Linked DNA regions of Homo sapiens: regions 2 and 3 are each linked to region 1. A link is a loop called in an ENCODE intact Hi-C map of the cell type or tissue named here. Cell type or tissue: B cell. All regions are shown on one strand.

What was found. Peaks named below come from ENCODE experiments on the same cell type or tissue, not always from the same donor. Only the 100,000 strongest peaks of a DNase experiment are listed, where the experiment ranks them.
Region 2: a loop joins it to region 1, with 14 times the contacts of the local background. A loop is called at or near these places in 14 of 110 quality-filtered maps.
Region 3: a loop joins it to region 1, with 1.9 times the contacts of the local background. A loop is called at or near these places in 14 of 110 quality-filtered maps.

Annotation. Positions count from the first base shown.
Region 1 is chr12:810,782-818,781 of GRCh38, forward strand. It overlaps WNK1 (WNK lysine deficient protein kinase 1), which reads left to right. Exons shown (of 28, transcript NM_018979.4): 2 at 2,861-3,033. Among named protein-coding and RNA genes, the nearest start is that of WNK1, 62 kb to the left of the region's middle. In B cell, CTCF peaks have their summits at 3,600 (motif pointing left), 5,853 and 5,869; DNase peaks (open chromatin) are centred at 3,580, 5,840 and 7,611; H3K27ac peaks cover 3,075 bases.
Region 2 is chr12:609,996-617,995 of GRCh38, forward strand. The region is part of intron 1 of NINJ2 (ninjurin 2); the gene reads right to left. Among named protein-coding and RNA genes, the nearest start is that of NINJ2-AS1, 17 kb to the right of the region's middle. RefSeq lists an enhancer at 1-437. In B cell, CTCF peaks have their summits at 1,110, 4,522 (motif pointing right), 4,786 and 5,325; DNase peaks (open chromatin) are centred at 616, 1,106 and 4,506.
Region 3 is chr12:860,315-868,314 of GRCh38, forward strand. It overlaps WNK1 (WNK lysine deficient protein kinase 1), which reads left to right. Exons shown (of 28, transcript NM_018979.4): 7 at 699-1,029; 8 at 1,769-1,956. Among named protein-coding and RNA genes, the nearest start is that of RAD52, 85 kb to the right of the region's middle. In B cell, no CTCF peak of the experiment used is centred here; no DNase peak of the experiment used is centred here; H3K27ac peaks cover 484 bases.

The sequences.
Region 1 (8,000 bases):
ACTCCAGAAGAAATTACATCAGTGGATAATCTACTGAGCACTGTAATTTGGGTAGTACTGAGATGAGCAATTGTTTTAGTTGTTGCCTGACCCCCACCCCACCCCCAGCAGCCTGGAACTGTGCATGTTATGAAGAGGTCATGTGACACGGATCCTTGGTTTTGCTCATTTATCCTGTCAAAACAACTTAATGTAGATGGAAAGAAATGAACGAAATGAATAGAATGGGTTAGCTGTATCAGCTTTAGTTTATATTGAAGGTAATGAATGCTGCAATTGGGATAGTATAGTATATTAAGGCCCCAGGAATATCCAGCTCCATAATGGTGAAGAGAAGGTTCTAAAAAGCAACAGTGGCTAATCCATTCTAAGTCTCACTTGATGTTTTAATGCTACTTTTTGATACGGTCTTTTAAAATTTTATCATTGTATTCATGATAATTTGATTGACAGTTGGTAATATTTAAACAATATATGGTTCCTCTTATTTTACCTTCAGCTGTAATTTAGTATAAAGTTCCTATTTCTTTTCAATAATTATTATATAATAACAAACGTGGATCTTCTGAGAAGAAAATTATTTTAGAAGTTTTGCAAAATATTTAGGGTTTGTTTGTTGTCATTGAAACATGAGCTTTGAACCAAATCTTCATTTGTCTCTTAGTTCTGTTTTTCATGTGAATTTGAGGGAGATAATAAAATTTTGTGAGTCAGTTCGTCTCACAACATTTTTCTGAGGATTAAATGAAGTGAAGCAGCCAACTAGTAAATGGCAAATACTTGGCAAAAATTATTTTTAAAACCCCAGGTGTTCCTTCTGATCTGTGTCTTATGTTAGTTTTGATCTACTTTATTATTGTCTTAAAGTCTTTTGGGTGCTAAAATTATGTACTTCTCTAAGATATTTTATGAAATGTTCCTAGATTAAAAAAAAAACAATATTCAGTTATAGATGGAACAAGTAGACAAACTATTGAAAGAAGCCCCAAATTATTTGTTTAGGTTTCCCCCATTTCCTGCTTTGTTGATGATAATCTGTTGTCATGCATCTGTATTTCTAACTTCAAACATTAAGCAGGGGTTCTCAGATCCCTTAAAATAAATAATACTTTTCAGAAAGGATAAAAACACTTAGCTATATAAAGTAGCCTGTATTTATAGTATAGATGTCTTCTGGGCAAATTAGAGATAAAATATTCTAAATATTTCTATGGAATTTTTAGATTGTCATTCAGTGTATTCTCAAGGAAAATTAAATACGGATTTTTGATGGCAAAGAAGTCCCCCGTTTTTTTCCCTCTATGCTTTGCTATAAATAAGTAGTTGGCAGCTTTTTTACAATAAGCTTTTACAAACCATTTTTAAAAATCAAAAGCTGGGACCTTTGCAAGTTGATCATTCTGTATGGGTTGTGTTGGACTTAACTGAGACTCAGAGGCCCAATTTCAATTCTCATTTTTCTTTTAAGTCACAGGAATTTTTTATCCTTGGGGAAATGCTAACTGCTTATTAAGGACACACACACACACTTTTAAAGGGGTATTGAGGGGAAAAGACATTTATGGAATTCATTCAACAAATGGCTGTTGAACAAGTCACTATGCTAGGTTGTCAGGTGCTAAAGATAGAACACAAAAAGGTATCTTGTCACTGCCTTTTCATGACAAAAAGCCTCTGAGGGCTTATTCTATGGGGGATAAGAGTCAATATAATGTTGCCTGTGATTAAGTGTTATGTAAGAGGCATGTACATAGTATCCATTGGTTTTAATGCTATTGGGCAGAGTAGAAACAGGAGTAGTAACTTGGTTTCCTTTTATTACATTCCTTATTGGGTACTTTTGGCGACAGAGTGAGAACCTTAAAGTTCAATTAATAATTGATGTAATAACTGAAGAGAAAAATTAATGAACAGGAAGGTAGATCAGAAAACATTGCCCAGAAAGTAGCATACAGAAGGAAATGGAAAATGAGAGAGAAATTAAAGGATATTAAGGATAAACTAAAGTTATACACATACTCACACACATTTAAAAATTGTTTAAAAAGAAAAGAAGAGTTGGAAGGGGAAAAAAAGAGAATGAGAGGAGACAGTGTTTAGAGAGATACTGAGAATTTTCCTGACTTGAAGACAAATACTTGAGTATTTAAGTTATTGCTTAAAAGAAAAAAAAAATTAGGCTTCATGCAGTGGCTCACACCTGTAATCCCAGGCTTTGGGATGCCAAAGTAGGAGGATCACCAGAAGTTCAAGACCAGCCAGTGCATCATAGCAAGACCTCATCTCTACAAAAAATTAAAAAATTAGCCGGGCAAGGTGGCACATGCCTGTAGTCCTAGCTACTCTGGAGGCTGAGGTGGGAGGATCCCTTGAGCCCAGGATTTGAGGCTGCAGTGAGCTATGATAGCACCGCTGCATTCCAGCCTTGGTCACAGAGTGACTTCCTGTCTTTTAAACAAACAAACAAAAATAAAAACAATGTTTTGGTTAAAGATAGATTGATTTTAATCAAGGCAAAGATAGAACTGGAATTTATATTTAGGTCTTTGCCTCCAAAGCCTATGTTCATTTCCTGACATTAAATTGCATGTCTAGCAATTGATGACTTATGTTGGATATGGAAAGTTAACTGCACCTTACAAAAATGAGACTATATCTGAGTTACACATTAACAGTAAAGATACTAAAATGATCTCAAGCATGAATGTATATAATCCAAATCTATCATTTATAACTTCAGCATTTGCATTTTTTAAACACCATCGATCATGATTTAGTAATGTTTAAGTGTCTAAGATTAACTGTCTGATTTGGTGTTTTATCATTTTAAACCACATTCTGTTTTGGTTTTTGATTTTAGGATCGAAAATTAACAAAGTCTGAGAGGCAGAGATTTAAAGAAGAAGCTGAAATGTTAAAAGGTCTTCAGCATCCCAATATTGTTAGATTTTATGATTCCTGGGAATCCACAGTAAAAGGAAAGAAGTGCATTGTTTTGGTGACTGAACTTATGACGTCTGGAACACTTAAAACGTAAGTTCATCAGTATTACAAAAGCTGACCAAGAAGTATGAGAGAATTTGATTTTTTAAATTTCAGGTCTACCAGTTTCACTTTGGTTGTTCAGCCTAAGAAGGGAACAGTCCTTCCAACTGTTACTGTATTAGCATATTTCCTTGCCCACAAAGTCCTCTAGTATATAAAGTGATTTGATAATTATTTCTTGGTAAGTATTGAAATGAGAAGTTATGGCCGAGTGTGGTGGCTCATGCCTGTAATCCCAGCACTTTGGGAGGCCGGGGCAGGCGGATCACCTGAGGTTGGATCACCTGAGGTCAGGAGTTCGAGACCAGCCTGGCCAACGTGGTGAAACCCCGTCTCTACTAAAAGTACAAAAATTAGCCGGGCATGGTGGCGTGCACCTGTAACCCCAGCTACTTGGGAGGCTGAGGCAGGAGAATCGCTTGAACCTAGGAGGCGGAGGTTGCAGTGAGCTGAGATCACCTCACTTCATTCCAGCCTAGGTGAGACTCTGTCTCCAAAAAAAAAAAAAAAGAGTGGCTAAGGAATCAGAAATCAAATGTCAAGGTAGCCCTCTAGTGGTTAAAATGAGATTAAGGTTTATTGAGAAACTACCTATTTTTTTCATTTGTATTGTGCTTTGCTATATCCCTGCAACTTTTATATCAGATGCAGATTATATTGTGACAGTTATCACTTAAAAAATACTTTTAGTTCCATTTCCCATAACATCAGAAATTAATCCCCAAATAGCTAGATCTATCATTCCTTTCACAGAAATAGGTTTAATGCAGAAATTTCCCGTTACTTATTGTAAAGAGCTTTTGGTAAGTGTTGGAGTATGCCTTTGTAATCCCAGGTTTCTTAGAGCAGCAGTCCCCAACCTTTTTGGCATCAGGGATTGGTTTCATGGAAGACAGTTTTTCCATGAACTGGTGCGGGGGTGGGGCTGGGGAAGTTTGGAATGATTCAAGCACATTACATTTATTGTGCACTCTATTTCTATTATTATTACATTAAAATATATAATGAAATAGTTATACAACTCACCATAATGTAGAATCAGTGGGAGCCCTGAGCTTGTTTTCCTGCAACTCAACTGTCCCATCTGGGGGTGATGGGAGACAGGGCAGATCATCAGGCATTAGATTCTCATAACGAACGCTCAACCTAGATCCCTTGCATGCACAGTTCACAGTAGGGTTCATGGCCCTGTGAGAAATCTAATGCTGCTGACAGGAGCCAGAGCTCAGGTGGTAATGCGAGCAGTGAGGGAGCGGCTGTAAATACAGATGAAGCTTTGCTTGCTCGCCTGCCACTCACCTCCTGCTGTGTGGCCAGGTTCCTAAAAGGCCATGGACTGATATTGATCTGTGGCTCAGTGGTTGGGGACCCCTGGTATCTTAGAGGATCTGTTTTTACTCAGAGAAGAACCTGTAGTAAGTTACCTTGTATAAATTTTTTATTTGGTGAAATTGGATATTTTTAAATTATCACTGTGGCATATATTCTTTATTAATTGTTAAAGTTAATACTGCTGAGCTGATTAATTCCAGATCATTGGAATACAGTGTTACAGCACCTGGATATAGTCACTTGCATGTTTTCTGAAATGCTTACGGTTAGCATGTTGAAACATGAACAGATCATTTCTGTCCTGCAAATTCTAATTTCTTTATCCAACTTCCACTCTTGTTTATGGCAATACCTTTATCCTAGTTAGTCAGGCTTCTTGATACTCTCTTTTCTTCCATTAGAATGTGCTAACTAGCACTATATACCTAGTACTATGAACAAGTGCTAGATATCACATTCTACTGGAAGTGTCTAATACTGAATAATAAGTGTTTGAATGAATTAAGGAGAATTATGTGGTAATAATTATGTGTACATCTTGAGATTCTTTCCACTGGTTTGGATACTTACTTGGTTGTCAACAGTTTGTCTGGCATGCCTAAGATTACTCTAAAATACAATGGTTTACTTGTTTTAAAAACTATATTGAGGAGCTTTGGGTAACATAGTGGGGTAATAAGCCCCTGTGGAATGGCTGTCCCACACCAACAAACTGAAATGTGGAATATAATAAAAGTTTTTTCCAATACGTGTCTAAGCTTTAAGGAAAGAAAGGTTAACCTCCAGATAATAAGCAGAGATAACTCAAAGCCAAAACAGGAACTTATACTCTGGGATTTTAGACCACATATTGGTTGAGGAGTTGATGCTAGTTTTAATGTCCATGCAAGGACAGAAAGCCTTAGAACTAGGTAGAGAGGGGAGCTAGAACTTAGCCTGTGTCAAAAAACTGAACTATCCGTGAAAAGAGAGACCTCAGTGCTCTAGCCAGTGAAAGCTGCAAGGAATTTTACCTGTGTGCAGAAGACTGTGGATAAGAGGGGAGACCTATGAAAAATAGAAATTCACATCAAATGCTACCAGTGTTCTTAATTATTCTGTAAACTAATCTTTTCTTTTTCTTTTTTTGGAGACAGGGTCTCACTCGGTTGCCCAGGACAGAGTGCAGCAGCACAATCATAGCTCACTGCAGCCTCAAACTCCTGGGCTCAGGGAATCCTTCCACCTCAGCCTCCCCACTACCTGGGACTATAGTTGCTCACCACCATACCTGTCTAATAAAAAAACAATTTTTTTTTTTTTAGTAGAGACAGTGTCTATTTTGTTGCCCAGGCTGCTCTCAAACTCCTGAGCTCATCCTGATTTGGCCTCATCCCGATTTGACCTCCCAAACTGCTGGGATTACAAGCATGAGCCACGGTGCCCAGCCTGTTTGGTATTCTTCCATCTCATATGTAGATGGCGCTATAACATAAATTTGTACCATCTACTTGGTACAGGAATCCCAAACCGAAGAACATACATGATAATTGATCAGGAACGGAAAGAAAACTCCCGGGGACATTTTCACAGTTCCTTGGTCAGTGTCCAGAGGCAAAACTGTTTCCAAAGAAGATGACCTCACAATTAAATTACAAATCACACCAATGAAGGTGAATAGACACAACCAGAAAATAGCACTGCAACAATTAAGGATATCATGGACAAGTCTGAAAGTGATTACAAACAATTATTTACATAATGATGTCAGTAAAGATATTTGTAAGTGTATATGAAGTGTATAAAGAGAAAAGAAGGAATTGAAGGAAAAAGACACCAAAGAAAAAAAAGACAGGCATAATTTAAAAGCTTCTGAAGAACTTCTAGAAATAAGAACATTAAAATTCAAACATAAATGGTCTAACGGTTAAACAGCAGACTGAATTGAATTGACAGGAATATTAACTACGAAGAAATGAGCAACAGAACACACAAAAAAGACAGAAAATATTTAAAGAGGATGACATAGTAGTGAGAAGACCCAGATAGATTTAATTATCTAAAAGGGGTTTCCCTGTAGTCCTAGCTACTCTGGAGGCTGAGGCAGAGAATCACTTGAGCCCAGGAGGTGGAGGTTGCAATGAGCCGAGATCGTGCCTCTGCACTCCAGCCTGGGTGACAGAGCGAGACTCCATCTCAAAAATAAAAATGAAAAAGTAGAGAGAATGAGAAAAAGAAAAATTTCAGAATTTAAGAATTCTGATTGAGAATGTATACAGATTCCTAAGCAAGTAGATTGAAAACATTCATATTCATTTCTGGAAGAATGGATAACTAGGACCATTGGCAGCATTTGGAGAGGCAGATTGGGAAGGAATGGGAATTAATTCCAAAATGCGTGCTTTTTGGACCTTTCGAGTTTCTACCTTTGTTCTCTATGTATATTTACATTGAAACAGATAAAACACCCATAGCTGAAAAATAAGATGGGAATGTATGAGTCAGAAAATTTGGATTAAGGCCAGGCGTGGTAGTTCACACCTGTAATCCCAGCACTTTGAGAGGCTGAGGCGGATGGATCACCTGAGGTCAGGATCACCTGAGGTCAGTTCGAAACCAGCCTGTCCAACATGGTGAAACCCCATCTCTACTAAAAATACGAAAAATTAGCTGGGCATGATGGCGGGCGCCTGTAATCCCAGCTACCCGGGAGGCTGAGGCAAGAGAATCGCTTGACCCCGGAAGTGGAGGTTGCAGTGAGCCGAGATTGTGCCACTGCACTCTAGCCTGGGTGACAGAGTGAGACTCCATCTCAAAAAAAGAAAAAGAAAAAAAATTTGGATTAAAAGTTGAGATAAATTTAGATGTATTTTTTTAAATAGACATGAAATTCAAATATCATACAATTAACATTTTAGAAAGTACAATTCAGTGGCACTTAGTACATTCACAATGTTTTGTAAGTACCACATCTATCAAGTTACTCAACATTTTAATCACCTCAGAACACTCTGTGCCCATTAAGCAGTTACTCTGCATTTCCCTTCCTCCAGCCAGGCAGCGTATTTTTTCTTTAATTGCACATTATCTAAGTTCTTTTTCTTTTTACAATTAAAAAGAAATTTTCAGTTTCTGAGCTTCAGAGGCTTATGCCAACAGGAGGGTTTATTAAGTAGAAAGAGCATTAGACTTGCAGTAGAAGTTGTGACTGCTCCCACCGCTGCCTCTGACCAACTGTGATTTTGGGCAAATAGCTAACCTTATTTGGGCTTCAGTTCCCCATGTGTATGTAAAACAAGTGGTTGGACTGCCTGATCTCTGGGACCAGCCATTCGTGGATGGGATTTTTTTATTGTAAAAAACATAACAAAATTTACCATCTTAACCATTTTTAAGTGTATAGTTCAGTAGTGTTAATACAAACACATTTCTGTGCAATTTCTAGAATGCTTTTCATGTCACAAACTCTATGCCCGTGGAACAATTTCCCATTTCTCCCAACCCTCAGCTCCTGACAACTACCAACTTTTTACCATCTCTATGGATTTATCTAATCAGGATATGTCCTATAAATAGACTCAAAGTATGTTATGGATCCTTGTGTTTGGCGTCTTTCACTTAGCATGGTGTTTTCGAGGATCATC
Region 2 (8,000 bases), 200 kb before region 1:
AGGTCACACATTTTTGTTGTAGCTAGAGCATGATCCAAGTCGATTCTGAGTCTGGGCCTCTTTCCACTCCCAGCTGTCCTACTAGCCTAATTCATCTGGCATCACTGGGGCCAAAAGCTACAAAGTCCATTTTGAGCTCTAACTTTGCAGAGTCATTTCCATCCTCCTGCCTTCCCCATCCTGACAAGTGCACATGCACACACACATTGCCAGACACCCAGCAGACACAGAATCAATGCTTTTGCGTGAGTGAAACAGCCCCTCTGGCAGCCCTCTTCACCTGCCCAGTCCCCAGTGCCCAGCACCCAGTGCTGAGCTGGTGAAGATCCCGTGGCCAGAGGCACACTTACCATATACATCATGACTCAGATCCCATTTGCTGACTTGGAACTGAAGCCTCTTGCCCCACCAAGCAATTACTGGAGAACAGGAAGTCTCAACGGAAAATGAGGTCAGCCTGGTGGCTGAGAGGAAAAGGGTCAGCGAGCACAGCCTTCTGCCCCCGTGGGTCCCCACAGCGGCCAGCCCAGGGCCCTGCATGCAGCAGATGCCCACCACAGCTTCACTGGTGGGTTAGCTGCTCTGAGCGACTCTGTTCAGCCCAGCCACAGGAGGGGGTTACCAGGCAGGGACTTAATATGTGGCTCTAGAGTCTGAAGGAGACAACTTCAACTCAACCTTGTTTAGCAGAACTGGGCTATGACAAGGACAACCACAGCACTGGAAATCTATTCTTTTTTTTTTTTTTTTTTTTTGAGACGGAGTTTCGCTCTTGTTGCCCAGGCTGGAGTGCAATGGTGCAATCTCGGCTCACTGCAACCTCTGCCCTCCAGGTTCCAGTGATTCTCCTGCCTCAGCCTCCCAAGTAGCTGGGATTACAGGCACCCACCACCATACCTGGCTAATTTTTTGTCTTTTTAGTAGAGACGGGGTTTCACCATGTTGGCCAGGCTGGTCTCAAACTCCTGACCTCAGGTGATCCACTTGCCTCAACCTCCCAAAATGCTGGGATTACAGGCATAAGCCACGGCACCTAGGCTGGACATCTATTCTTTAAAGAACTCTGTGTTACCAAATTCAGTTCTGCAATCTGTCCCAAGAACTTCCTTTTCTGTGCCCTAAGTTACGATAGAGGAAGAGGCACATCAACCCCAGGCCTGCCTGCCTTTCTTTCTTTCCTTCTTTTCTTTCCTCCTTTTCTTTCTTTTTCTTTCCCTCTTTCTTTCTTTCTTTTTCTTTCTTTCTTTCTTTCTCTCTCTCTCTTTCTTTCTTTCTTTCTCTCTCTCTTTCTTTCTCTTCCTTCCTTCCTTTCTTTCTCTCTCTCTCTCTTTCTTTCTTTTCTTCTTTCTTTCTTCCTTCTTTCTTTTTGTCTTGCTCTGTCACCCAGGCTGGAGTGCAGTGGCACGATCTTGGCTCATTACAACCACCACCTCCTGGGTTTACGCAATTCTCCTGCTTCAGCCTCCTGCATAGCTCAGATTGCAAGGGCACACCACCACACCCAGCTAATTTTTGTATTTTTAGTAGAGACAGGGTTTCACCATGTTGGCCAGGCTGGTCTCGAACTCCTGACCTCAAGTGATCTGCCTGCCTCAGCCTCCCAAAGTTGGGATTATAGGCATGAGCCACTGTGCCCGGCTCCCAGGGCTTTCTTGAAGTGGCATAAAAGTAAGAAAGGATTTTAGAAATCATTTAGTCTAAACTCCTCCTGGTTACACCTTTGGAAGCATTTCCCTGTAGATATTCTTCCCATACCCACCATACCTCTTTCTTGGCAATAAATAACCTGCTAGAAGTCAGAAGAGAGAAAAACTTCCATGAGTTTCCAGGAAGCGAGGCCATTATTACTTGTTGTAGGAGGTTGCCCCCCAATATCTATTTGACCTTCTTGCAGGATAGTAGAATATTTGACGGGATGCATGACCACTTAGCTAAAGTCAGCATTTCCCAATCCGTCTTGCAGCAGCAGGGCTGTATGACCAAGGTCTGGCTAATGAGAACTTAGCAAGAAGAATTGTGGCCCTAAAAGGAAGGCACCTGTCTTCTCTATCCCCTCCCTCCCTTTTTCCCAGGCTGGAATGTGGAGATTGTGGTGAGCATCTTCAATCATGTGTATAAGGTACATATCCCAGGAGCAGAGCAACAAGCTAGAAGGAGCTTGGGTCCCAAACACCGTGGAGCTACTGTATTATCCCTGGACTGTCTGCACGCAGACTATTACACACAGGCGAGAAATAAACTTCCATTTTGGTCTAAGCTGTTATTATTTGGCGTCTTGCGTCAGTGAAACCTGCATCCTAACACAACACTCTGTGGGGTGTCGGGGCAGTCGCAACCTCCCGTTCTCTGAGAAACCCCCAATTCCACACACCTAGGAGGTAGCCTGGTGACATTATATCCGGTCCAGGAATATCTGGCTCAGGCTGGGTAGAGTAGGGGCGGGAGTCCTGTCCAAGCAGGGCCAATCAGATTTTCCCTTCCATTAATCTGGAACTGAGATTCACTGTTGCTATTCAACCTCCACGGACTACATGAACCAAGATGCACCAGGAGAAGCAAAAATGAGAGGCCAGGCAGCCCCAGAAAAGCAGAGGGAAGGAGCTGTCTGGGTTGGTAGGGCTCGAGGTTCTGGCCCAGGCACTTGGATGACCTCCCTGATCTCCCTGTTGTGTGGTTCTTGGGAGAGATCCTGACACTTTATGATAAACTCCCTCTTTTGGTCTCAGATGCTTTAGGTTCCTTTCTGTCACCCGTAACCCAAAGTGCCTGAGTCTCTTCTGATCCTTGTAAAGATCTGTGTATCCTCAAAACCAGAGGACCCATGTGTCTGCAGCACACCCTTGGCACACCGGGTCCTCTCCGTCACTGCAATCATAGAAGGTCCTGAGGTGAACTAGGTAGATAGACAGATTGATCGCCTGATCGGCTGATTGGTGAATCAATCCATGGGTCTTCCAAGGGATGCTAAACAGGCCTCATGGAATCACAGAATCAGGGTGAAAGGGACAAAAGGCATCAGGCAAGGTGTGACCAGAAAGGCTTAGTGACATGTCCAAAGCGTGCAATTCAGTGGCAGAGTTTCAACTGGACCCCAGCCCAGCACTCCCAGGTTCACTCCTCCTCCCCTGCCATCCCTGGCTGGCCCAATCTGGGGGTGCTCTGACACACTAGGAATAGTTTCCCCATGCTAATGAGCAAAATCCCTGTGACAGCTATGTCAAATCAAGCATATCTGCGGCTCCTAAGAAAAATGAAAATGTATCCTTTTCTCCTTTTTCTGGGTCTTTCTCTATAATTCTAAATCTCATCACGCATTTTAAATAATAAATGGGCTGGGGGCGGTGGCTCATGCCTATAATCCCAGCACTTTTGTAGGCTGAGGCAGGTGGATCACCTGAGGTCAGGAGTTCAAGACTAGCCTAGCCAATATGGTGAAACCCCATCTCTACTAAAAGTACAAAAAATTAGCTGGGCATAGTGGCAGGCACCTGTAATCCCAGCTACTTGGGAGGCTGAGGCAGGAGAATTGCTTGAACTTAGGAGGCAGAGGTTGCAGTGAGCCAAGATTGCGACATTACACTCCAGACTAGGAGACAGAACGAGACTCTGTCTCAAAAATAAATAAATAGGCCGGGCGCGGTGGCTCACGCCTGTAATCCCAGCACTTTGGGAGGCTGAGGCGGGCAGATCACGAGGTCAGGAGATCAAGACCATCCTGGCTAATACGGTGAAACCCCGTCTCTACTAAAAATTCAAAAAATTAGCCGGGCGTGGTGGCGGGCGCCTGTAGTCCCAGCTACTCAGGAGGCTGAGGCAGGAGAATGGCGTGAACCCAGGAGATGGAGCTTGCAGTGAGCCGAGATCGCGCCACTGCACTCCAGCCCGGGTGACAGAGTGAGACTTTGTCTCAAAAAATAATAATAATAAATTAAATAAATAAATTAATTAATTAATTAAAAATGGCCTTTCTTCTCTGGAAGGAGCAATGATGGTACCTCCACCATGTGCCAGGCCCCACACTGGCATTTTCTTTCCAGGTGCTATTCATTTAAGCCCTTCCAGAAGCCACAGGCATGTGGGGTGGAGAAAGGCCAAGCAGCTTGTCCATAGCACGTGGCTAGTAAGAACAGTCTCTTACACGATGTCCTACTGCCTCCTAAAGAAGACCATCCTTAGCGATGGTTGCTGCCTTGACTTTCCAGCCTTCTCCACAGGCACCTGCTCAGCTTGGTTTGGGTCCATGGGTATTGGGAAGTTACTAATCCCACTGTGGTTTATACCTCATGACTTCTTGCATTCGGCTGAATATTCTAGACTGCATGAGGGAGAGGACTGTGTGTAGGTCCAGGGACTTGGTCTTGGGAGAACATAAGTCTGGGTCGTTGGGTGGTGGCAGAACAAAATGTTTGGAGATGGAATCTAGATGATCATCTGTGCGTGAGCTTCATGCCCAGGGGACATGGTGGGGTGGGGGTGGCGGTGTGCCTGTGTGCCCACGGGGGGCTCAGCAGATGGCACTCTTCCCTCACAGTCCTGCCGGGCCTGGCTCCCTCCCTCTGTCTTCTTCCCCTTGCATTCCCTACTTGCCTCTCTACATGTCTTCCTCCTCCATGCCTAGACGTTCTTTAGTACCTGTGCTCTAAGAGGATTCCTGCTTCCCTCTTATCCAGAGAAGTCACTTAGTTAGCTCATTTTTTTTTCCTCCAAAGAAGGGAACAAAGGCTTGACACCTCAGGGCTCGGCCTGCCTGTTTTTTGAGCTGTGTTTGCACCCAGAGCTGAGTGTCTGTCTAGCTCAGGTTCCCAGAGGCCTAGGGGCAAGACCATGTCTTCACACGTCGGGCAGCGTGCATTGTCAGCGCTCTATGAAAAACAAATAGCAGTTATGCAAAGACAAGGAAGCTGCTGGCTCATGGAGGCTGTGGTCCCGAGCTCAAAAGATGCAGGCTTGAGGTCTTAACTGCTTCCATTTAGCGCACAAGCCCACGTCCCTGACACCAGCCACAGGAGGATTCTGCACTCCCATGGTCTCTCTGAAGAGTCGGGAGAGCGGTTTGTGTGAATGTGTAAGGTAGGGGAGGACTCTCTGATTTCATTATGGATTATAGAAATAATAACCTACAGTCATCTTTCAGCTCTGATAAATGAGTGACTCTCAAAGGAGATATGCACGCCCCATTAGGAAGCTACATCCAAATCTCAGCAATCAGGGTGCTAAATGAGAACACCTTATATTTACCAAGAGGAGCATGATTTTTTTAAATGACTGACAGCTTTTCCAAAGGCTAGATCTCCTTCTCGTTCTTTTCTCTACTAAGAAACTCTGGCTCATGCCTGTAATCCCAGCACTTTGGGAGGCCGAGGCAGGTGGATCACCTGAGGTCAGGAGTTCAAGACCAGCCTGACCAACACAGAGAAATCCCGTCTCTACCAAAAATAAAAAATTAGCCGGGCGTAGTGGCGCATGCCTGTAATCCCAACTACTTGGGAGGCTGAGGCAGGAGAATTGCTTGAACCTGGGAGCCGGAGGTTGCAGTGAGCCGAGATCACACCATTGCACTCTAGCCCCGGGCGACAAGAGCGAAACTCCATCTTAAAAAAAAAGAAACTCTGCTCACCCTTCAAAGCCCAGCTCCACTGCCACAGCCCTTGGGAAGCCTTCCTCAGCTCCTATCGGCTAAATTTATCCCTCTTTCTCAGTTCTCCCAAAGCATTTGCTTCACTCCACTAGTACAGCACGTACCATGGGCTATTAGAGGGCTATGTGTGGGACTGTCATCCTGTGGGCTGCATGCATCCCAAGCACAGGAAATGTGCCTCACACGACTTCACATGCCCTTTTCAGGGTCATCTGACAAGCAAGGGAAAATCCTACAATTGGCAGAGCAGTTGTGTTGATGTAGGAAGTGTCTGAGAGGAAAGGGCTGAAAGGAAAAGTGAGGCACACTCTCGGAGAGCTAGAATATCATTCCAGGGGGTTTTAGCTAGGGTGAGGGGCTGCAGAAAGCAGTACTTGTAATGGGCCAGAGGTATAGTAGTTAGAGAAAGCTGATAAGAATTTGTTGCGGTAAAGGAAGTTCTCAGGAAGGTAAAGGACTGGTTCAAGGAAACTTCTGAGTATAAAAAAACCAGGACTGCATTGCCATTTCAACGGGTTGCCTGGACTAGATTTTGAAGCAAAGTCCTATAGTCAGGAAAACTCCAGGAGCTGACTTGGACTTCTCCAAGAACAGAGGCTGGAGGAGGAAAGAAGGAAGCAAAGGCCATGGTAATGACCTTACCATTGGGATAAACTGTGTCAAGCTGCACTGAGTAACCAGGTTGTGTCCTGTAAGTTACTAATCCCACCATGGTTTATACCTCATGACTTCTTGCATTCTGCTGAATATTCTAGACTGCCTGAGAGAGAGGACTGTGTGTAGGTCCAGGGGTTTGGTCTTGGGAGAACATAAGACTGGGTCGTTGGGTGGTGGCAGAACAAAATGTTTGGAGATGGAATCTAGACGATCATCTGTGCGTGAGCTTCATTACAGTGAAGAGTGGGACTGCTCTGGTCCCAGGGTAATGACGGTGACAGTGCTGCAGGTTGCAGGAAACCCACCCCATTCCCCCTCCAAATAGGAAAGAGGCCACGATGCCAAGAAAAGGGACTTCTTGACTACAAAATGGGCCTAGCTACCAACTTATAAATTAGAAGCAAGACTTCTGAGTGGTGTCAGGAAACTGCTAGTGTTCTCCTCTCTTGTACCTTTAAGATTTATCCAAAATGAGACACCTTTCTACACAATAGCATCTGATGTGACCTAAGTGTGGAGACAAGAATCCCTAGTTGAACCAATGAAGGATCAAAAGACGCTAAAAGCTTACCTTGGCATCTCAGGCACTTGGAAAGCTAGCATTGCCTCCAGTTCTTTAAAAAAAGTGTGCTCAGCCGGGCGCAGTGGCTCATGCCTGTAATCCCAGCACTTTGGGAGGCCAAGGTTGGCGGATCACCTGAGGTCAAGAGTTCAAGACCAGCCTGGCCAACATGGTGAAACCCCGTCTCTACTAAAAATACAAAAATTAGCCAGACGTGGTGGCGCACACCTGTAATCCCTGCTACTCGGGAGGCTGAGGCAGGAGAATCGCTGGAACCTGGGAGGCGGAGGTTGCAGTGAGCTGATCACTCCATTGCACTCCAGCCTGGGCGACAAAGCAAGACTCCATCTCAAAAACAAAAAAGTGTGTTCACCCCCTGTTCTTGCCCTAGGTCCCTAATCTAAGCGAAGTTGTTGTAGTAAAGCCTGGGATGCGCTAAGAGGACAACAGAGGAAAGACACTGGGGGAAGAGCCCACAGCAGTCAGAGCACGTCCTCCCCTCACGAAGCCTTCCCTAAAGCCCTGGCCGCGTGCTGAGAATCCTTCCTTCTAATCCTGCCCCTGCATATCCGTGGCCCAAGCATTCCTTCTGCCTCCAGACCTGCCTCCACAACAGCTGATGAGGCAAGTGTCCTGGCTGAAGCGCAGCAGTTCACATCCCCTTTCTTTCTGGCCTTGACATTAGAGGATGCCTGTGCAGCTCTGAAGCTCCTGGGGATAAAAGGCTCAGGCTGCTGTGCTTCTTCTCACAGGTCCCTGAGCTCCCCCAGGGCTTTCCTACACAGAAGGCCGGCTGGCTGAGCACTCCCAGCTGCAGCCCCGCTGGCGTCGCCGTGTTTTCTGTGCTCTGCGCTCACTCCCCAGGACGTTCTGGTTTCCTCATCTCAGCTCTCTTTGTTTAGCCACAGAGATTGGGCAACTTCTGTTGGGCAGCGAGGTCAGGGCCCTGCCTCCTAAGAAGGGGCCTCTCCCTCACAGGTCAGTCTGAAGTCACTTGTTCTCCAAGCCCTTGCTCACCCCAGGGCCCTGACACTCAAGTCCATCCAACACCAGGTGCCTCTTTCTCTGGGCACTTGGTGCCCAGGTAAAATTTTCAGATATTATTGCTGTTTTTAACATTATTCAGTGAATAACGTACTCTGG
Region 3 (8,000 bases), 50 kb after region 1:
ATTATTATTTGAAGTATGTCTAAAAGATCACTCTTCCATAAGGAAACCCTTCCCCAAATTTATGCTTGCCATAGTGCCCAAAATAGCTGATTATTATGGAAAGATAACTCAGAATATCTCTACTCGGATTTATCAGAACCATTCAAAAGTGGTAGTTGCCTCTGAGAGGAGATCAGGTATGAGTTACTTATGTTTAATTGTTAGCTGTTTGTATTGTCTGAGCTTTTTTGCTTTTTTGGAGGGGAGGAGCAGTGTTAAATCTTCATATTCGTACCACAGTTGTTTTAGCAGATTAAGTAGTTGCCTTGTAAAAGAAAGTGAAATCAACACAGGTTAATGTTAGTGGTTACGTGTGAGGGGGAAATACAGTGAATAGAACAGAGTACCTTACTTGGTTTAGGAACTGAGGTTTTAGTTGCCCTATTGTTTCGTTGTTTGTTATAAGGAGTGAAGGTATACCTACCCTTCGAGTTTCTGCAAAAATGGTGGTACCCACCCCTCAAGTATCTACAAAGATGGTAGGGAAATGCATAATGCAGATTTTACAGTTCGGTTAAGGCCAGTCCTGAGAGAATTCTTTCTTCCTCCTCTTCTCTACTTTTTTTACAATGCCTTTTTTTTTTTTGGCGGGGGGTGGTGGTGGGGGGTGTTGTTTTCTTTCAATATACTACTGCTTAATTTACCCTTTTATTCTGTAGGTAGAGTCTGGGTATGTCTGTGAAGGTGATCACAAGACCATGGCTAAAGCTATCAAAGACAGAGTATCATTAATTAAGAGGAAACGAGAGCAGCGGCAGTTGGTACGGGAGGAGCAAGAAAAAAAAAAGCAGGAAGAGAGCAGTCTCAAACAGCAGGTAGAACAATCCAGTGCTTCCCAGACAGGAATCAAGCAGCTCCCTTCTGCTAGCACCGGCATACCTACTGCTTCTACCACTTCAGCTTCAGTTTCTACACAAGTAGAACCTGAAGAACCTGAGGCAGATCAACATCAACAACTACAGTACCAGCAACCCAGTATATCTGTGTTATGTACGTATCTTGGGAAGTGGACAGATAGGCTAATGATTCTCCTAATTGGTTTTTTTAGCTTCTTGTTATTTTGCACTGGCTTTTTGGTTTTGAATTATGAATCCTACTATTATACAAAATTTGAAATGGTTGTCGTCTAGCTTCTCTTTATTCTTATATCTGTGACTAGGAGAATAGAAGGATGGGGTGGTAAGGAAATGTGATTAGGATACAAAATAATTTTATAAGCTTCAACATCTTGGAGGTTTCAATTTGTAGATTTCTACTTTTCACAATTTATTTAAATAAAACAGATTTAATAATGAAGAATGAACAAGCTTGGCTACTAAAATTGAACCCATCAGTCTGGTTGAGCTCTTTTAGCAAAGCTGAATGGTATATAGACTAAAAACTAATGAGAACACTGGTTATTAATTTAATTACTTGTTTAATACTGAGAACCTCCTGGCCTCCATAATTAAGACTTTGAAAGCTGTGTCAAATTTAAGGCTTATAGTGTTTCATGCTGTTTCCCTTACTCCTCAGGTGGTAAGATTCTGTGATAGCCATATGGATTCCTCATTTAAATATAGAAATCTACTGAATATGGCTACAATTCATTTTTTATTTAGTTCAAATCTGTGCAAGGAATAACTAGTTACCCCTAATATAATGGGTCTAAATATGAGAAAATGTGAACCTCCATTTTGTGATTTGTCTTTCTCTCTCTCTTTTTTTTGGCGATTCATTTTTCCTTCAGCTGATGGGACGGTTGACAGTGGTCAGGGATCCTCTGTCTTCACAGAATCTCGAGTGAGCAGCCAACAGACAGTTTCATATGGTTCCCAACATGAACAGGCACATTCTACAGGCACAGTCCCAGGGCATATACCTTCTACTGTCCAAGCACAGTCTCAGCCCCATGGGGTATATCCACCCTCAAGTGTGGTAAGTAAATGCTTAAGAGCATGTAATACTACAATGAGAGCCAATGGATAGTCTGCTAAATTAAAATTCTTTGTACAAACCAAGTAACAGTATGAGTCTGAAGTAGAAAATATAAAATGCTGTGTCTCTAAAGCCTTATTATAGAGTAGGATATAGACATTAATGTGTGGGCATTAGCTGAACTGCCTACATGAAGCAGCTATGTGCAAGATTTAGATTAGTCTGCATTTTTACTAAAGGGAACGCTCTCTTTAGCACTTAAGATGTTGAAACTATTCACAGCAACAAAAGCTGGACATACAAATGTTTTGCGGGTGGGGCGAGAAGAGTTTTTCAAAAGCTTGTTAAAATGATTACTAAGTATTTCCTGTAAGATTCCCTATTGTACAAAACACAGGTAAGACCTTCAAACCATTATAGAATGCTGCATGTGAGTACTCTAGATTGAGGGAATCCTTTATTTGAATGACTGTTTAATTTAGCGCTTGTGTTGAGTTAATCATCAGTTGCTGTGTGTGTTCCTGCCTTTTAAAGTCTGTGTTGGACACAAGTTCCTTCCCCAGTATATGTTCTTTTGCTTTTTCCCTTTAGTTGGTAACTGTTTTATTACTGATTTATTTTCAGAATCAACTTATAGAAATTATTTCCTGAAACATTTTATGCTTGTATACACATACACACACACAATTATCCTGTGTTTTACATTAGACACTCTTGTTTCTCATATAGAGAATGTTAAAGTAGATCATCAGATAATACCCCATTTCTTTTGTTGACCTCAGAGGAAAATAAAATACGTCATCTGCCTCTGAAAGGTATTAGAAAATAAGTAACTTGTCACTGTACAGCACTTGTTTAGTGAGATCTTTAAGCAGACAGATTTTCCCCTTCTCAGAAAGCTTTTAATCTAAACTTTGTGGAATTCTTGCTCTTCTTTAAATGAAAATCTTTCTCTGTTAAGAAAATACTTCTGCTTGTTCGATTTTTTATCCTACAGCTTGGAATAAAAGATGTTCATTTGTTTCAGAGTCCGTTTAATCCTGCTTTGGCTAGGTCTCAAAATGAATGGCCACAGTAACACAAATAAAAAACTAATATACTAACTTTTTAAAACAATCTACTTTCTGTCTTTAAAATAATTGAGGGTAGAATAGAAGAACTTTATAAAGACTGCACAGAAAATATATTTCTGTGTTCTGACAAATATTACTTGTCAGCATTTCTTGTCAGTTTCTACCTTTAATTGTTTTTTTTCTGGATTATTATAACTAGATTTTGCTAAGACTTTTTTTTTAAAATTTTCTCTTGTCTATACTCATCATGGGGGAGCATTAGGTCTCTATTTTAGAAAGCAAGTAGAATGACATGAAGATATTATTTGAGCCATTAATCTAGCTATATTTATTGATGCTCTAAAAGCAGACGTTCTTGCTTTTTAATGACAGTATTCTATGGAGGTATTATGAAGAATTATTAAATATTGAGAATTTAAAAATTTGTCTAATTCTATTCTTGTCTCATTTCAGGAATGTGGCTTACAATAATATGGACAAATTATAAGTGAAATTTTAGAAATTAGAATAAAAGAAATAAGGCTAGAGAGAAATCAAAACAGGAATGAAACTAAACAATCATATGATGATATGTAAATACTTGGTATTGGTGGGCCACAGATTTGGCCCAAAGCATTCTACACAGCCAAGTTTTGGAAATGAAAACATAGTTTCATAGTTCACAACATCTAAAAGGAAAATAACAGTCTTATTCAAGACAACCTTTATGGTATTGATCATACTGCCTTATAGCCATATTAAACCCTGTGCCTGAACATTTTTTTAAGTTTTTTTTTTTTTTTTTGACAGCGTCTCACTCTGTCTCCCAGGTGGGAATACAGTGGCGTGATCTTGGCTCACTGCAACTTTCACCTCCTGGGTTCAAGTGATTCTCCTGCCTCAGCCTCCCCAGTAGCTAAGATTACAGGCACCCATCACCACGCCCAGCTAATTTTTGTATTTTTTTTAGTAGAGACACAGTTTCACCGTGTTGGCTAGGCTGGTCTTGAACTCTTGACCTCAAGTGATCCACCTGCCTCGGCCTCCCAAAGTGCCAGGATTACAGGTGTGAGCCACCATGCCCGGCCTAAATTATTATTTAGAGATTCAGATTGAAGATATTCTCCCATTGATTACTTTGTAAAAGTACAAAATATTTCCTATATCCAGTTGTGAATTTCTTCTAGAAAGCTAAACTTTTTCCTAGTAGATCATGACTTTTTTACCTTTACAAATAAAGAGTGGCAAGTATAAGAAATACTGTGAGCCAACAACTTTCCATCTCATGTCTTCTAAAATAGAAATGAGAATCTTTTTCTGAGGTTTCCAGAGCTCTTGCAAAATAATCCAATCTTAAAATTCTCTGTATCTTTTAATGTACTTTAAACTAATAGAATTCATTCTTGTTGAATCTTAAGTTTGCCAAAGTTGCAAGCTAATATTCATTGTTTTCCCTGTCTGCACCCTTCAGTCAGTTGGTCATTCTTAAATTCATACACTTGTAACACTTGGTGTTATTTCAGAATATTTAGCATGATAACTGATCATTATCATGATCATTCATTAAACCTGTCCTTGACTGACAACGCAGAATAGTTGTGAATAGTTGTGATCTGTCAGATGTGCTATGTTGAGTTATAGCTCTCCTCAAAAAAAAAACTGACTTTGTGGAATTGGGAGAGGATGGAACATTTCTTCATGCAACTATGCCCTGTTATCATTGTACTTTTGTTTATTTTGTTTTCACAGTACTGTGTTTTTCATGTGTGTGTTTGTTTTGTGTTGAGCCTCGTCGTGGCCGTAGCATGTCGGTTTGTGTTCCCATCTTTCTGCTGTTGCCTCTGTGTCCCGCATCTCTCCCAGTGCTCTTCCACCCCACCGCCAGTACTGTCTGCACCTCTTTCTCCTTCCCTCCTCCGGACTGCCCCGAGGAAACTTTTGCCGAAAAGCTTTCTAAAGCATTGGAGAGTGTCCTGCCTATGCACTCTGCCTCTCAGCGCAAGCACCGACGCTCCAGCCTGCCTTCCCTCTTTGTCAGTACTGTATGTAACTGTAAACTTCTGACAAATGAACAATTATTACCAATGAATACATCCAGGCAACAAGAATTTTAATTAAAATTGAATAAAGAACAGGACTAAACTTGGTTATATTATGCTTCTAGGATACCAGTTATTCCTGTAGGAAACTTTTTTGTAATAAGGCTTTAAGGGGGAATAAAAAGCAAGGAGGTAATGAGAGAGAATACCTATAATGTCCTTGGCACATACCAGCATGTGTCCAATAAAATTTACCTTTCATTATATCTTCCTGTTTCCTATCGACATAAAATTCTTTCATTTTCATATTCTAGTTTTAAAAGGATTAATTTTAAAGTTATTGCCTTAATCAAAAGCAAATTTTATCAAACATTACCCAAACATTTTTTCTCCTCACTTTATTCTAAGGAGACACTAATAAAACTGGATGAGTCCTTTTTTTTTTTAATAACCTTAGTCAGCAAAGAATAACCTTGGAGTGAACATTTATTTTAATTTAATCATTTATGTAAGATGATGTATCAGCAAACCAAAGAACTACATAATGTTCCCCCATGGAAGTATTTTTTCCTTAGGTTTCAACCTAAGGTGGGACTGTAGCTCTAATGAATGCATTAGATGCATATATAGTATGTATGACTTTCTTTGGCTCCATTAATGTTTATAAAAGATCTATCTTATAAAATTATTTTAAGCATGTGGGTCCTTGCTGCTTTTCCAAATAAAGAATATAGTTAACTTTCTGAACTAGCAACCCCAGAATTTTCAGATTTTTACTTAGGAGAATGAAGAACTATACAGTGTTATTATGGCTTTGAGACATACCATGAGTAAATAACAATAAAATGAGCATTCTGACTGAAAATAGAAATCCTTATTTAGCTATTGTGAACAGTTGATCTACTTTGCCAGCTCGATAAGGATCTTCCCTATGGAAGAATGAAACTGAATTCTTTTAAAAAGCGGGGGAGGCTGTGATAGTGAATTCTTACTATTATTTACTTATTTATTTATGTTTTGGAGATGGAATCTCGCTCTGTCGCCAGGCTGGAGTGCAGTGGCACGATCTCGACTCACGGCAACCTCTGCCTCCTGGGTTCAAGTGATTCTCCTGCCTCAGCCTCCCGAGTAGCTAGGACTACAGGCGCATGCCACCACACCCAGCTAATTTTTGTATTTTAGTAGAGATGGGTTTCACCATGTTTGGCCAGGATGGTCTTGATCTCCTGACATTGTGATCCACCCCCTTCAGCCTCCCACAGTGCTGGGATTACAGGCGTGAGCCACCGCGCCCAGCGGGTAATGAATTATTATAGTGTATATTGTTTGCATTTGGCAAGCTGTGTTTCTAAATTTAGTCTTAAATCTAGAACTGCTTCTAGAATAAAAAGTGCTATCAAATAAAATTGGCTGTCATTTATATTACCCTTTTCAGTTGATTAGAACACCAGGATGTCAGAATCAGAAAATTCATGGTTACGGCCGGGCTCAGTGGCTCACGCCTGTAATCCTAGCACTTTGGGAGGCCGAAGTGAGCAGATCACCTGAGGTCAGGAGTTCGAGACCAGCCTGGCCAACATGGCGAAATGTGTCTCTACTAAAAATACAAAAATTAGCTGGGCGTGGTGGCGCACGCGTGTAGTCCCAGCTACTTGGGAGGCTGAGGCAGAAGAATCCCTTGAACCCAGGAGGCGGAGGTTGCAGTAAGCCAAGATTGTCACTGCACTCCAGCCTGGGCGAAAGAGGAAGACTCCATCTCAAAAAAAAGAAAAAAGAAATTTCATGGTTATGCAACTCTTATTTATGATCAGAAAAATGGACATTTTGTGATTTAACTCTGTAACATGTTTCATGTAGTAAAAATATAATAAAACTATTAATCATCTAGCTTGGGAGAGATAGGAGAAAGACATTACTGTCACTAGTCAAATTATATATCTTTTACTATCCACCAAAAATCTCTTCTGATTTCTGGTTAGAAGGCATACTATTAATTGATAAGAAAATAAAACTGAAGGCCTCTAACATATCACAGGGTAATAAGAATATAGGGAAAGTTAGTTCAATAGTTTAAATTAAAGCACACTTCTTACAGTATAGAACTAGTCGGGCTTTTATGCCTTGTTTTAGTTCTTACTCTTCCTTTAACTCTTTTTCTGTTGATGTAATTTACATTAATGCTTAAGAGTGAACTTTTTAAGTGTGGGTAAAAACGAAATAATTACTTACAAAGTTTAATTCTTCCATTTCCTTTGAGAGAGGAAAGTTATGGAAAAGCAGCTCTTATCTAAAGCAAAGAGCCCACAGATTGATTTCATTGGCCCTGGATGTATTTAATGGATTTTTACTATGCACATAATTTCCAGAAGCATTGTTATTTATTTATTAATTATAAATTTAGTGTAACCATTTCATAGGGTTACACAGAACTACCCAGTTGTGCATGTCTGATGTAATTTCACATATGAATGTATGAATTACTTGTCTTATTCATGTTGATACAGCCTCAGTCCATGGCGCATCCGTGTGGGGGGACCCCAACATACCCAGAATCACAGATATTTTTCCCAACTATTCATGAACGTCCAGTTTCTTTTTCACCACCTCCCACCTGCCCACCGAAAGTAGCCATTTCCCAGCGGCGTAAGAGCACCTCCTTCCTGGAAGCCCAAACTCACCACTTCCAACCCCTGCTGAGGACTGTTGGCCAAAGTCTTCTTCCACCTGGTGGCAGCCCAACTAACTGGACACCAGAGGCCGTAGTTATGTTGGGTACTACAGCCAGTAGAGTAACTGGAGAGTCATGTGAGATACAGGTCCATCCTATGTTTGAACCATCTCAAGTTTACAGTGACTATAGACCTGGACTAGTACTTCCAGAAGAAGCTCACTATTTTATTCCTCAGGAAGCAGTGTATGTAGCTGGGGTACATTACCAGGCCCGGGTGGCAGA